2 separate regions of the Homo sapiens genome follow, and region 1 is linked to region 2. Evidence: chromatin loops called from intact Hi-C (ENCODE). Cell type or tissue: endothelial cell of umbilical vein. All regions are shown on one strand.

Region 1 (8,000 bases), 380 kb before region 2:
GTTGATCCCATGGAGAGAACCAGCAGCCAGAAAGAATTCAATTAGGGAATTTAGATTAGAAAGGTGAGAGTTAAGTATGATCTGTGGCCATGGCCAGCATCTGACGACTACACTGGATAAAAGCAAAGGCTTTAGCATAAATTGAATAATAAAGACTAAATTTTCAAGGACTAAGCCAGTGTTTTCCAACTTTCCTATTTTTTTTTAAATTTAATACGCTCATCTCACTTTTCCCTGACAATTCTGATACTATTTTCTTTCAAGGGAATCCATCATTATTGACTATCCTTACCTTGCTGCGATGATTTTGTAGTTTTATTTTCTGTAGATTGCATTACAAAAATGAGACACATTGCTTTTTATTTTTTAAACACAATATAATCATATTTAATATACTTTTAAAAGTCCCTTTCTTCATCCTAGAAATTTGGATGCTCTTTCCTAAAAATCATGCCCATTCTCCTTGACCTCTCACATCCCTAGTTGAAAATGCCTGGACAAAACTTTGAAATATATGGAAACAGAGACTAAGATTTTGTAGTAAATATACCAAAGCAAGACATGCACATCCCATTGCAGCATAGACTGCATGGGACAGAGTCGTAAGGTTGTTTAATGTAAGTAAGGACACACATTTCTATGACTAAATGTATATTTATATAGAGGAATAATGCATTAAGAAATGTTTCTGCCCATGGCCCTGCATAGGGCATCCTTGACCTCCTTGTTCTTTAGGCTGTAAACAACAGGGTTCAGCAGGGGAGTGATGATGGTTTAGGTCACTGAGAGAAGGAGGTCTTGTTCTATAGAGTTTTCTGACTTGGGCATGAGGTAGGCAATGGAAGCACAGCCATAATGGACAATGACCACAGTGAGGTGGAAGGCACAGGTGGCAAAGGTCTTCTTCCAACCCTCAGCTGAGGCAATCTTGAGGACAGTGGAGATGATGAGGACATAGGAGATGAAGACCAGACCCATGGGGACCAGGATGACAAATAACCTGACAACAAAATTGATTATCTCATTGATAGTGGTATTAATACAGGAGAGTTTCATGACAGGGAGGATGTCACAGAAGAAATGACCAACCACCGTGTGACAAAAAGGTAAGGTAAATATGGATGTTACCTGGACAGCTGCCATGGCCAGGCCAATGCTAAAGGCTCCACACACCAGCTGGACACACACCTTCTTGCTCGTAATGACCCTGTATCTCAAGGGATTGCAGATGGCCATATAGTGGTCATAGCCCATCACTGTGAGCAAGAAGCAATTGTTGATGGCCAAGGTAACAAAGAAGAACGTTTGGGTGGTACAACCTGCTAGGGAGATTGGCTGGGTCTGGGTTACGAAGCTGGAGAGCATCTGTGGAATGATGAACAGTGTGTACACTGTCTTTGAGCTAGCCAGCATGCTCAGGAAGAAGTACATGGGAGTGTGGAGGTGACGGTCAATGCAGATGATGGTCATGATGATGGCATTGCCAGCCACAGTTAATGTGTACAGGATGAGAAAAACCACAAAGAGAGTGATGTGATGTTTGTGGAATCTGGAGAATCCCAGGAAAACAAACTCTGTTACCTCTGTGAGGTTCTTTCTTCGCATTCTTTAATTGCAATGTCTGAAAGCAATGCAGGAAGTCAACGTGAAGAAATTCTTATCATGACTTGAATTCTAGAACAGGGATAGAGCAATGACTATAGAAAACACTAAGAAAAAAAGTCAATTTCTCTGCTTTGTAATCAGGAGCATTCTCGCTCATGTTATATAACTACTTCACCATCTTCTCCCTTTTCTGTTTTTGCTGTCTTCTTAATCTTCTGGCACTGCTGGCACTGTTAAGCCTCTGGCCAAGGAATTGTCAATATGTGACACCACAACCCATATCTTTTCAAAGTGCCATCATAAATGTGCTGTTTTGTAGCGCATGGAGGGAGGCATTTTCCTTTACAATATGCATGGCACAGGGGTCCCATTGCATGCCATCCTGGGAAAGCCCACACAGCTGAGACAAAAAAAGGGGGTGAGAGAGTTGGACTTACTGAATTAGAACCATAGGTGGATAGCTTCTGGTGACAGTGTAGGGGAGCAGAATCAAGGTCAGTGAGAGCTGACCTTCAGGAACACTTCAGTGGGAGTGAAGATGAGGTGTTCTGGGCCCAGCCTAGATGGTCTAGGGGAGGCAAACCGTTGGCAAAATTGACTTATTGTGAAAGTATTAACAGAGGCTTAAGGTTTGGAGACATGTAAACTAGAGAGAGAAGTGGAAGTCGTTGGAAAAAGAGAGAAGAGAATCAGCAACACAACAGAAAGTTGGACCTTGAATTTAAAAAAAAGTAGCTGATTTCTTTTTTGGCAGAGGGAATTCTAAGAATAAAGAGGTGTACTATTTGATTTAAAATTGTTTGCTGAACTATACTGTAATGTAAACTCCCTTGAGAGCCTCAAGAGACTTTGTTTAAAGCTTTTATATGTATAATTTTCAGTTGGTGGTAGTTAGGAAGTAAAGAGAAGTGGATGATGGCACAGTGCAGAAAAAGGTATGTGCAAGGAGTAAGTTCCAGACTGAGGAAGAAAAACCACTAGCTTGTAATGACTAGAAGAAATACAAGGCCTTCTCCTGCCCTCCCATCCCCCTTACAAGCACACACAATATTTGCTAGAAATTTGGTGAGTGAGCCTGGGATTTCCATCATGTATCAAATGATGATTTGAATCATTTTGCTTAAATAACAAGTAACACTAACAGGCTGGGGGATTTTGGCACACTTAGGGAACTGCCACTAGGAATCTAGGAAATATTGTGGGTGTTTTAGAAAATAGTCCATCATGGAAAATGAGGCAAATGTTTCGAGTAGAAATGAGTGTGTCACTAAAATTAAAGGAATTTGCCTTAAGAGACCACTGAGATACCAGTTGGATAGGCAAAGATTAAAGAGAGTGACAGTGGAACTCCAAGCAGCTTTTTAGAAAGGATAGGATGGAGCTATGGCTGTGTAAATTTAAATTAACTAAAATAAAAGAGAATTAAAAATTCACTTAGTCGGTCATACTAGCCACATTTCAAGTGATAAAAAGCTACATGTGACTAGTGGCCACCATATTGGATAGCTCAGCTATCAAACATTTTCTTTTGTTGGTAAAAGTTATGCTGGACTGTGCTGTTATGGTGTCCTACCATGAACAGATGTGTGGAATACATTAAATAACAACCACAAAACGAGCTATTTAGAGAACAATACTATGATATGCTGCCATATGGTTAGGAATATTTGCATGTGTGTGTGTGTGTGTGTGTGTGTGTGTGTGTGTGTTTGTGGATGTTCATAAATATTTGCATATGTGGGGGAAAAAAGTCTGAAAGAATATGAACTTGATATTATCATGAATTAACAGTTATATTGTGCTGGGGGTGCTATAGGGAACTTTAACTTTTATCATTTTCACAGTGATGATAATGGCTCATTTTAAAATATTTTAAGCATAAAATTATAACTCATAAATAACTTGGAGAAGTCAAGGAGGATGACAACTGAAAACATATATTCAATTGATTAAGAAGGAGGCTACCAATGACCTTATTGCCACAAATCTAGCAGAGTCTTGGGCTGGAAAGCCTGATTATGTGGAGTAAATAAAGAAGAATTTTGTTAATATGTTAGACGAGAAAAACAGATCTCATGTGCCTTTTCCCTTTCCTGATGAGCCTATTGCAATGAGTGACAAAATATGGTTAAGGCTATGTTGAGCCAGGAAAACTATAAACATATTTGGAGTAGGGAAGGGAGGAAAGTACAAAACTGAATTAAATCAGGAGGAGGAAAAATCTTCTGGTATCTTTAATTTAGGAGCTGAAAAGTGCTGCTTTCACCCCAAATCAGCCACCAATTTGTTGTAAATATGTTTCATGTAAATATAAATTTACTTTCTTGGAATAAATTGTGAAGCTATAGACAAGATGGCTAAGGACCCACTAGATGCAGGGAAACTGGGTCAGGTACATAAGCCCAGGAAAAGAAGTTTATTACCTGTGGTATACATTTGAATTGGATTGAATGGGCAACAAAATAATATCTTAATACAAGATATTCATAAAATGTGGGGAAACAAATGCAAAAATGAAAGGTCAGTGTAAGATGTGGGAGCAAGAATAGCCCCTTCAAACCAATGTTCTTTCCTTATTGTTTAGTATTTATTTGGAGGAAAAGTGTGTGGTGTGTGAGGGAAAGGTAAAGCCCTGCCACAGGGGAAGCTATCATTTCTCCTGCATGTGGAGCTCAGCTAAAGGGATCTCCCAACACTAGGCTTAGCCCAAACAAACAAACAAGCCCTACAGTGATTGGGCTTTGTCCTGCACAGAGTGCACTTAGTGCACTTAGTGGCCATCCATACCTCCTAGAGCAGGTGCCATTGCTCGCCCTGATTTTTCCAAGTGTTCTTCCCAGCCACATCACTCTCCATGAAAGGAGTTCTCTTATGTGTTTCACTTCATTTCGCTACCTATCAGCGATGTTTTAGAGTCCCTTTGAGATTAAGGGCAATTGCCTTGTTGTCTCATTTTTTAACCTGTCACTTTCTGAGGTGCAGAAGCAATCTAAAATTATTACTGTTAGAAATTATGGCTCAAATGTCAAATACACAGCTGTTACTGTCCCTGGAAGTGAGGAAGGCCCTGGTGAGAGAGATAAGGAAGTCTGGGACACAGGAGGAAATCACATTGTTAGTTCTCCTCGGTCTTCTTAGAGCCTTACACACACAAAATCAGGGAGCAATGAACACCAACGTTTAGCTTGGGAAGGGAGAAGAGGTCCCAGAGGGTACCATGGAGCCAAAGAAATGTATGGAATGGGTGGGTTGGTCTCACCTGCGGAGGTTTGCCAGGGTGAGTTCTCAGTGGTTAGAATGTGTCTCAGTGAACTTAAGGGCTATGTTAGCACCAGATGGCTACCTCTCTCTCTCTCTCTGTCTCTCTCTCTCTCTCTCTTTTTTTTCTACTGGTTGCTTTTTATGAGTCTCCACCCAGCCAGAAGCGAGTGCAGCTGAGCACAGTAGCAGCAGCCCTTCTACCACCCAAATCTGGACCTTCTCTGGCTGAACCCTAAGGGTGTTTCTGTAGAGGGAACACGCCAGTGGATAATCTCAAAAGCACAGTATAGAACAGAAAGAAGCTTTCAAAATGATTTATACATTCCAGAAGGATAAAAACCCTGTGGGAGAGTAAAAATACTGAAATGTGCTCATGCATCAAAATGTTAGTCATGAAGTCAATATTCCTACCAGAGGAAAAAGGAAAATAAAGTGGAGGGGAAAACAGAATTTGAAAGTGTAAAGGAAATGCCATTTGCAAGGGGAAGAAATTATTACAACAGCCATGGATGCCCCCAAATATTTTGGTCTTTATAAGCAAAATTTGTTGCTGGAAACAGAATCTGTGTTAAAAAAATTAAAATATGCAGGTAGGCAAAACTTCTATAAATATATTTTGTGTGTAAAGGAATTGCACACTTAAAAAAAATAGTGACCTGCCTTTTTGGTAGAGTTTCCATCCCCTCCCTTCCTTTCCCTTATTTTCCTTCCCTTTCCTTTCTTTTTTAAACAAAATAGATCTAAGGAGCCAGGGAAGGAGGACTCAATGACTTAAGAAACTGATGATTACGAGAGCTATTTGAATAAATAAGAGAATAATAACTTTTCTTTTGCATGGAAGCCTTCTCAGACCCAAAAGTGTCCATCCACCTTCTGCAGTCTGTGGAATCTGTGTTCAGTTTTAGAATAATTGTGACTAATTTACAAAAGATCATTACAATTCTAGGAAATCTGATTATTGTTTGTCTGGAAAAATAATTGACAGACTCTTGATGTCTTTAAAAGTTTAGCCTTATTTGATTCTCAGCCTTATTAGATTATTGGGTCACTTACATTTCACTGGACTCTGGCTAAAGCACAGGGTGACATTCACAGAGTCCGTTTGGCCCTTTTTGCTTTGGCTCTAGAAGAGCTGCCCCCTTAAACTCTGTGATTAGGAAGAGACTCTCAGAGGAGAAGTTCTTCTGTCTAGCTCTAGTCACTGCATCAATTTGTCAAGAGACTTACCATGTCTCCCTTGGGTCTGCACAATGAGAATCCAGAAATGAGCCGGGGGATCTCATTACAAGCAGATCACACTAGGAATATTGAGCAAGCTTTGGTCTCACATGGCCTGCTACTTATGTTTCTTCAGGGAAAAAAGTAGCTCAACTCAGTTGAAGATATGTTGTCACATGGCACCATCTTTTCTTCTTTTGAATCCCTGTTAGTGTTTGGTCCTTGGTTAGTTACTGTCAGTGAGAATACATTCGTGTAAAAGTCAGATATGGTGTCTCTCTTTGTATATAGAAAGAGCTTACATCATTTCTCCTGCTAGCAGAGGCCATGCATTGGTTTTGTTAGGTAAAAATTAGTTTTGGGGGTAGGAACTGAAAATGGAGCATGAGTGCTCATTTTGATTTGTCAGAATATAAAAAGAAGTTAGGGCAGGTGATTACATTTTAGATCATCATCCTCCTCATAATTACAGCTAACAATCACTGAGCACTTGCACTGTGCCAGAACAGGGACTGAGTAGGTGTTTTGTATGCATTGTCATACTGAATCCTCATAGGATCCCCATAAGGATACTGAGAGAAGCTGTTGCAACAGCTGGAGCTCTAGATGAAGTATTTGTCTTTGACATCTCACCCCAGGCACAGCTGTGTGAACCCCTCATAGATTATGGGCTTCAGTGAAATATGTCAATAACATTAGATTAGCTTTGCTTCTGGATCCTGTGGTTGAATGTGACATGATGCAGATGCCTTTACCAGTGCCCGAACTCGACGGTGGTCTCTTGAGGTATCTCCCATGTTAAACTCAGAAAAGTGGCCACAGCCAGCCAGATGAAAAGGAGATAGAAAATTCTGGAATACAAATGGAGTTTAGTTTATATGATAATCAGCTATTTAGTCTTGACAAGATAAGGATTAAAGACAATTCAGGTCATGTTTCATTTTTTCTTCTGTCATTTGAATGGTCTTGGACACCTATTATTTCTAAACAATGCAAAGTCTCATGAATACCTAAAAAGTCTCCACATTGCATTCCAAATGTGACTATACATTGATCCTATCCAGTGCAGATAAAATATTTTTTTTAAATTTCCACTTCAACTCAAGTTTTAGCTAAGGCATATCCCAAGCTAAGGGGCCTCATTGCTTTAATCTCAGAGCTCCACCCAGAGTCTCCCACACAAAACTCACAGAAAACTACCTGCAAGCCTTCTCATCCAGGAAAATTATTTATGGACTTCTGTTAAAACCAGTCCTGAAGCTATGTGGCTAAATGCTCTTACCTGTTTTTCTGTAGTCAAAAATAAGAATCAGATCGTTACTTGTATAAGATAGAGACTCAAAAATTGCTTTTCTTATTAGAGATGACTCCTGGTTTTAGCAACTTATTGTACATCTTGTGTACTACTTGTCCCCTAGTATCTAACAGCCTTAGTGGCAAGTATGGGAAAGGGCGTGATTATCTCTGTAATTATTAAATCACTACACAACTATGTTCCTGGGTTATTGCACCTCCAAATCCTTCCATTTTCTTTATAGATTCTGAATTATTCAAGTAGTTTCCTCTGTGACTTTTGCTGATTTCTTTGTTGTGACAACAACTGTATCTGAGAAAAATGCCGAGATGACGTTACCAGAAATTCCATCTTTATTAGTCTGTTTTCATGCTGCTATAAAGACCTGCCCAAGACAGGGTAATGTATAAAAGAAAGAGATTTAATTGACTCACAGTTCCACAGTGCTGGGGAGCCTTCAGGAAACTTACAACTATGGAGAAATGGAAGCAAACATGTCCTTCTTCACATGGTGGCAGGAAGGAGGATCGTGGAGCAAGGGGGGAAAAGTCCCATATAAAGCCATCAGGTCTTGTGAGAACTCACTCACTATCATGAGAACAGCACGAGGGTAACCGCCCCC
Region 2 (8,000 bases):
CTATGTGCCAAAGAGATTTTTGTCTTGCACTGCCACCTCACCAGTGAAAAAGCATGTAACTTGCTGAGAATGTCCATTCCAATCAGCATAGTTGTTAGCAGGAACACAGCAGATGTCACCTAGCAGCCGGCATGGCGTGCTTTGAGGATTCAGCCTAAGGAGAGGCTGCTGTGCTGCCCTTGTGCCTGGCCCCAGGTGCCACCTCTCCTTGGTGCTGGTGCTCCTGCGCCTTCACGTATCCCCTTCCCCGACACGCACACACTGGCTCGTCCTGTATCAGGGCCCAGAGACCGTGGGTGGGTGAGAATGAAAGTGAGAAGAGCAAAATCTATCCTTGACAACCTGAAGGTGGCAATAATCACATTTACTTGAAAATTGCCTGAGAATGAGCTGCATGTTCTGTGTGAATATGCAAACACATGCAAATGTATGCAAATGTGCGACCCTCCTAACTATTTTCTCCATCTGGATGTGGCCCCTTGTGGTGAGGCCAGAAGGAAGCAGTCTCCAAGTGATGGATTCCGTCCAGTTCTCCCTCTAACCTGAGAGGGTAGCTGGAGAAACATCCGCCTTTGTTCTCCTGGTCACCTTTCTCCTATTGCTGGGGTTTGGGAGGGGGCTCGGGCACCCAGATAAGCTCACGGTCAATAAATATACATTGCTTTGATTTATTCTGGGCTGATGTAGAAAAACCAGCCTGTCTCATCCTTGTCCCCTGCCTCATGCCCAGTGCCTGCCATCCCATTTTGGCCCCACCATGATGTAATAACATGATAACATTATCATATTGCTGTGAGTATTACAGTAATGTGGGAACGTTCCACATCCCTGAGCCTCAGCCACCATCTGTAAAACAAGCAGGCAGGCCGGGAGCGGTGGCTCACGCCTGTAATCCCAGCACTTTGGGAGGCCAAGGCCAGAAGATCACCTGAAGTCAGTAGTTTGAGACCAACCTGGCTAACAAGGTGAAACCCCATCTCTACTAAAAATACAAAAATTAGCCAGGCATAGTGGCGTATGCCTGTAGTCCCAGCTACTCGGAAGCCTGAGGCAGGAGAATCGCTTAAACCCCGGAGGTGGAAGTTGCAGTGAGCTGAGATCGTGACACTGTACTCCAGCCTGGGCGACAGAGTGAGACTGCATACTCAAAAAAAAAACAAAAAAAAAAAACACTAAATAAATAAATAAATAATAAAATAGAAACACAAAAGCAAAATCTGGTTCGCTTTAAGGTCCCTCCTGGAAGGTTAGATCTGAATGTCTTGAGTTTATGATGGGAAATGCAGCAACAGGGCAGTGCTGTTATGACTTATCACCAGCTGAGCACATAAGAGAAAAGGGAACAAGGACCTTAAATTCATCTGGAACATAGACCTGGGTTCAAATCTCAGAATTTTCTGGTTTCTAACAGTTGATACTTGGACAAGCTGCATAGCTTCTGATTGGAGAGCCCCATTTTTCTCCTTAGTAAAAAGAGTCCATTAGCTCCCAAAGGGTTTTGTACTTAACTTCTATCCTCAATACATACATTAACATACACAACAGACATTTGGAATGCATACTATCTGTCCAGCACTGGGCTATGTTCTGGAAAGTAAAAGGAAGCCACAACCTTTGTCCTTAAGAAACCCGGTTAGCGGGACCAACAAACACATAAGGACAGAGGTTAAATAATACACGATAGTCATTATTACGCCCAGTGTGCTTCAGGAGCACAGAGCAGTCACACCTACCTCACCAACCCAGCTTGCGGGGACAGAGAGGATGGGCTCAGGTCAGGAAACACCAGAGCTAAGTCTCGAACATGTAGGCATTAGCTAGATGAAGGGGAGGTGTTGAGAGCTTTCCAGGCCAATGGAGCAGCCCCACACTAAGGCACAGAGGCCTGAGGGAAGGTGGCTTGCTTTGGGGGAACCACTAGTCATTCATCATGTCTAAAAGTTAGCATGATTGATGAGGCTGGAGAGACAGGTTTGGGGAAGTTTCGGGAGGACCTTGGGAGCTGTGCTAAGCTTGGCTTTACACTAGGATGATGGGGAAGCCACGGATACTTGCAGGAGTGATAGGGATAGATTGGCAGGTGGAATTGTTTTGAGGTGTAATTGACTGTGACTGCAGGTGGAATTGCTTTGAGGTGAGTCTGGCTGGAGCCCAGGAGGACCATCAGAAGCCTGGAAATGCTAGTTCCCCCATACATCCCTGAGAAGTCAGATCTGTGTAATCCAGGCCCCCATCCTGCACTACAGGCCAGCACTGATCCTTGGCGTAATTGTGATGCAGGTAAAATCTGTCTTCCGGCTGCCGTGCCCCTGTTCCTTCTTTCATTCAGCTCCTTGTCCCTCCTCAGCTGCCTGTTTTTCTCCTGTTGCCCTCGACCCTCCCTGCGGCAACATTTCTGATTCATTAACTTACAAGTAGTGTCTGTTATTTAATCCATTGCCCCTCTTGGAGAAATGTCTGTGTTAAAAGAGGAGCACAGAGAGCGGACAATGTTTGCCAAGGAGAGAGATCTCTCGTCGCAGTCATTTCAGGCATCAGCAGAGTGTGTACAGAGTGTGGGGATTGGGCTATAAGGTGTCTGTGCCACTGAGCACAGACAAGGTCTGGCCACTGGGAATGGGGTGGCATGGCCTCCACCTGCCTTCTGCGATGTGTACCTGGACACAGAGTCCAGAAGCAGTAGACCATGCGTGGCTGTGTACACATGTGCATGTGAGTGTGCCCACTTGTCCTGTTGTCTGGGGGTGCACAGCCTGAGACCCCACATGCCTCGTGACTCTGTGTGGTCTCTCTGCTACCTTCCAGGGGCACATTCCTCCATCCTATGCCCAGCTCTTTGGCACCCCTCAGCACTCACTTCTGACCTTACTTTTGCATCACACCTGACATAGTGATGGCTCCCCACAGTCACCTTTCTTTCCAGAGGCCCCTCCCACCCAGAGGAGGAGAAAGAAAGACAGGTAGAAAGGTTGTGTCCCCCATTACCACACAGCGCTCAGACCTGTGCCATTTAGGGGAAGATTTATTTATTTATTTATTTTAAGAAGAGTCTCTCTCTGTTACCCAGGCTGGAGTGCAGTGGCGCAATCCCAGCTCACTGTAACCTCTGCCTCCCAGGTTCAAGCGATTCTCCTCCCTCAGCCTCCCGAGTAGCTGGGGCTACAGGCACCACCCCACGCTCAGCTAATTTTTGTACTTTTGTAGAGATGGGGTTTCACCATGTCGGCCAGGCTGGTCTTGAACTCCTGACCTCAGGTGATCCTCCTGCTTCAGCCTCCCAAAGTGCTGGGATTACAGGTGTGAGCCACTGCACCCGGCCTTGGGGGAAGATTTGAGGAAGTTCTATTTTTCTGGGGCAGAGGGAGCCTGGGAAAGGAAGGCGGTGTGGGTTTTTGTCACTTTTCCTAAAGCATGGGAACTAGATGTTTGTGCAGGGCTGTCCTCAGTGCATGGTGATTCCTGAATTTTAAGGTGGAATCTGGAAGACAAGGAGACTGCTGGAGGTAGTGGTAGGGTGGGAGAGAGGAGACCCTAAAGTCAGGTTCTCATTTTTTTGAATATCCAACAAAATGTGGGGTGCTTCTTAAACTGCAGTGTGCAAACGAATCACTTAGGATGTTGTGAAAGTGCGGCTTCTGATTCAGCAGCAGATCTGGGATGGAACTTGAAAGTCTGCATTTCCTACAAGCTCCCCAGTGATGCCAATATTGATCCATAGCCCACAACTTGAATGGCATTAGTAGATGACGTGATGTTAATGTATTTCCAATGAGTTGGGGGAGCTCCGTGGCTGATAAGCAGATGAGTTCTCCCAACCGCTCCACCTTCCCACAACAAGGAGCTTCCAAAGGACACCAAGGAACATAACCCACAGGAGAGGGTTGTGAGAAAAGTTGCAATGTGGTCATTTGAGGGTCCCTGTATAAGGTTAAGTATGATCAAAGATTTTGTGGCAATTCAAGAGCATTTTAAGCCCTTCTCTAAACAATACTATAATGCAGAAAAGCCAGCCCAAATGCCATTAAAATACCCACCAACAGCTCCCATTACCATCACTACTATCACCTGCTCCCTTCCCTTGCCCCCTGTTGACCCCTGTTGTAAGGGAATTCTTCCTTAGAGGTCCCTGTGAAACACTGTTTTAGGCAGATTCCGTGAGTCCTTTGGTCACAGGGCTGAGAACACACCCAAAGACAGAGCTGGAAGGCTAACTCCTAGCAGTCCAGCTCCCATGTGCTCCTGCCTTTGTAAGAACTTGTGTTTAGGGTGAAGTGACCCCAAAAGGCAATGGACATTTTTCGAATTGCCTGCAGGGCAAACTCTTCTTTAATACTAATTGCAGTGTATTTCCTCCCAGCTGTAACTGATTTCAGAGCTTCCACATCTGTCAGTCATCCCATTTAATCTTTACATCAGACCTGTGAGCCAGGCAAGGAAGGTGTCATTACCTGCTTTTTCTCTTAGAAACTTAGAAAGCTGCGAAGTGCTACGGCTCAGAATGCACAACTCATGTCTCCCTACTCAACCCAGTGCTCTATCTGACCACCCAACTCTGATATGTTTTGCATTTTGCCAGGGAATGAAAATGAAACTTGGAATACCTAACTGATGGCCTGGTATCCTGGGGAGCTGTCTACTCTGGTTTCTAAAAGTTGTATCTCTCTCAACTCCCTTCTTTCTCTAAATTTAAATTAGCCAAGACAAGGTAAAAAGGGTCAGGAAAAATTTGGAAAGAAATTCGTGAGTTATGTCACCTCTATTTTTAGTGTTAATTATAAAGAAGAACCTTCTGAAATATACATGTATTTAGGTTTCTTTGCCTGCTTTTTGCGGGACTCCTGCATCCCTCTAATTCTCTGGCCAAACCTGGGCCAGAGAAGCGAATTGAAGTGACAGCTTCTGACCACTAGAGGGACCCCAGGCACCAGCTACAATTTCTCTGCAGCAGCTAGTGCCTGGAATGGTACCCACCTCTTGGAAAAATTCAGGTCAGGTGCATATCTGGCTAGGAATCCCTTCGTTGTTTGGTCTCCTGAAGAGAAAAGGTATCCTAGCTCTGAATCAGAGGAATTTAGTTCCATAACGCAAGCAAAGAGATTAAAGTCATCACAAGTGAAACCCAGACACCAGAATCAAAGATTATGCATTTTAGTCTAGTTCTTTCACTTAACATATTATCACAGAGTTTCAGAGTCTTCTAGTTCCAAAAATTATGATTAATGGTATCTTGGATTAGATCAAGGACTATTGAAAATCTTCCTCTAGGTGATTCCAATGTATTGCCAATTTGAAAGAAAGCAGCTGGACTGGTCCCAGCTTTAACCCAATTCAGGGAATGCTTTCTGTGACATTTTGATAATTTATTACCGTCAAGCCACAGCTTGGATCCTTTCTGTAGCTATGAACTCATAACTCAAATTGCTTTTACCTTCTTATTTTCTTTCTCTTATTTGCACCAGAGATGAAAATTTTTTTATTTGCATTTCTCTTAAATGCTGTTATCTCATAACAGCATTTGTAATTTATTTGTGTGTTTATGTGTCTAATTACTGCCTTTCACTTTAGTCTCCAAACACCACAAAGGCAAGGCCCACATCTGATATGCTCACCACTGTAAAACAAGAACACAGAGCAGTGCATAACACACGGTCTGCTCATACACATTTCCTTCCTCCCTCCACTTCTTCCCTCCCTCCCTCCAGAATGTGACAGCCATCTCTGTGGCTCAGATTGAATTGTCAAAAGCTCTTCCTAACATTCAGCCAAAACCAGCCTCCCTGTTACTTCTTCTCATTCAGTGTTTCTAATTCTGAAGCTACATACATGCCTAATGCTTTTTGAACAGCACAACTGTTGAGTTAAAGACAACTATATATTTTCTACACATTTCCAGTGTAAATCTCCCCCACCCCTGACCCCCTTGCACCTTTAGTCTCTCCATGTAGAAGTAACATGGTCTCTAGATTGTCAACATTTTGGCCACTAGCTCCCTCTGCCTTGTCTTCACTTTTTTTTTTTTTTTTCCCAGACAAGGTCTCACTCTGTCGCCCAGGCTGGAGTGCAGTGACACGATCACGGCTCACTGCAGCCTCGACCTCCCAGAATCCAGGGATCCTCCCACCTCAGCCCCCTGTGTAGTTGGGACTGCGGGCACACACCGCCATGCCCAGCTAATTTTTGTATTATTTGTGTGTGTGTGTGTGTGTGTGTGTGTGTGTGTGTGTGTGTGTGTGTTTTCAGATGGGGTTTAATCCTGTTGACCAGACTGCTCTGGAACTCCTGGGCTTAAGCAATCTGCCCACCTCAGCCTTCCAGAATGTTACGATTATAAGCGTGGCAGCTGCACCCAGCCTGGCCACCCCCTTTTTAAGAACTCTCATTTGTTAGTGGCCTTTAAACATGCAGTACCCAGAGCCAAGCCCTCTATTCTAACTATGGCCTGTCCAGGGCAGGGGTGGTGCTGTGCACTCCCTCGTCCTGTACACTTTGTCTCTTAATGCAGTTGAGTCTGCATTAGTGTTTTGGCTACCACATGCACTATTGAATCATCTTTAGCTTGTAGCCAAGTGAAACCTCTAAGTCTTTAAAAATTTTTTTTTACAAGAACTTCTGTTGAGCCAGGTATCTTCCATCCTGTTTTTGTGCAATTGATTTTTAAACGCAGGTTTTGCATAATCCCTATAATACTTTATTTAATTTCTGCATATGTTTGCTATCCCAGTGACCTTCCCTTCACTTGCTCTTGTCACATTCCCCAAAGCATTCCATGGAAGTCCCCCGTCAATCAACCCAGTATGTGAAGGGAACAACCCTGTTCTGGGGCTTGAGGGAGATGATGGGAGGAGGAGAAGCATGGTCGTGTTTTTGGAAGCATCCAGGCAGATCGCACAGACAGTCCACTTCTTCCTCCCCTCTTCATCAGGTCACAGACAGGAAAGGGCCAACTAATTTGTAAAGAACTTTCTTCTCCAAGGCTCCACACCCATTCCCTCTACTCTGGGCAATTGTCTTTCAGTGCGTTGGCTTCCAGAATCCACCGCAACCACCCTGGAGGAGTGTGAAAGGGCAAGAGCTTCTTGCTCTTGTATCTTCTGTGTGTCTGCATGTAAGGAACACTTCTGAACATGACACTGAGACAGGAACACTCACTGACTAGAGGCTGTGCGATTTGCTACGGACCTTTGACTGTGAAATAGAAGTTTGCTCTGAGAAGTCTAGGTGACTGAGGGATTTGTGGATCTTCTATGTGTTCTGGGATCCAAATTTGTTCAAGGTTGTTTGGGAGAGGACTGGGAAATTTTGAGAAACGAGGAAGGAAGGAAGGAAGGAAGGGGATGGGGGACCAGGTGGGCCCAGAGAGATTCTGATGCCAATAATTGTGTATGATTCATTTCCAAGTATTCCAGTACTTTCACTAGCATCTTGAATGTAGTGGATACTCAACAAATTCTTTAAATGAAATTAATTATACACCCCTAAGTGCCTTAAAGGGCGATCCTGTTCCCAAAACTGCAGAGACATCAATTGCCACAGGGGGGCGACAGAGGCCAGAAGGTGAGAGTAGGAACCAGCGTTCACAGGTGGGGAAGGGGTAGGGTTGGAAGGGGAGCTAAGTTGAAACTAAAAGGAAGGAGAGAAGACCGAAGAAAAAAAAAATCAGCATGGTGACTTTTCGGTCCAAGGGGGGTAGTGGGCTCTCCCTGAGAATGATGCAATCTGAGGAGGTGGCTGGACTATGAATTTGATTCCGAGCCAGTGAAGGACTTTGTCTCCCAGAACTCTGGGGGAGTCTCAGTGACTCACTTTTCCTCAAGCAAAGATGAAAAATGACAACCTTTCCCAGTTTTCCCCTGCTGGCCAAAAACCCGGCAGTATCCCAAAGGAAAGGAAGCATTGTTTCTTTAATGCGTGGTTCAGGAACTGTGGTGAAGTCCTCAGCTCCAGTCAGCCATGAATTGACACAAAAAAACAGGTTCACAGGCCGGAAATCTACAGAAGAT

The links. A loop is a pair of places that touch in the nucleus more often than their neighbours do. Peaks named below come from ENCODE experiments on the same cell type or tissue, not always from the same donor. Only the 100,000 strongest peaks of a DNase experiment are listed, where the experiment ranks them.
Region 1: a loop joins it to region 2, with 2.4 times the contacts of the local background. A loop is called at or near these places in 2 of 110 quality-filtered maps.

Annotation. Positions count from the first base shown.
Region 1 is chr1:159,591,903-159,599,902 of GRCh38, reverse strand. It overlaps the pseudogene OR10J6P. Among named protein-coding and RNA genes, the nearest start is that of APCS, 8.1 kb to the right of the region's middle. RefSeq lists an enhancer at 1,043-2,242. In endothelial cell of umbilical vein, no CTCF peak of the experiment used is centred here; DNase peaks (open chromatin) are centred at 1,522 and 4,812; H3K27ac peaks cover 3,578 bases.
Region 2 is chr1:159,211,257-159,219,256 of GRCh38, reverse strand. No RefSeq gene overlaps it. Among named protein-coding and RNA genes, the nearest start is that of ACKR1, 10 kb to the right of the region's middle. In endothelial cell of umbilical vein, CTCF peaks have their summits at 4,921 (motif pointing right) and 7,542 (motif pointing right); DNase peaks (open chromatin) are centred at 5,006 and 7,716.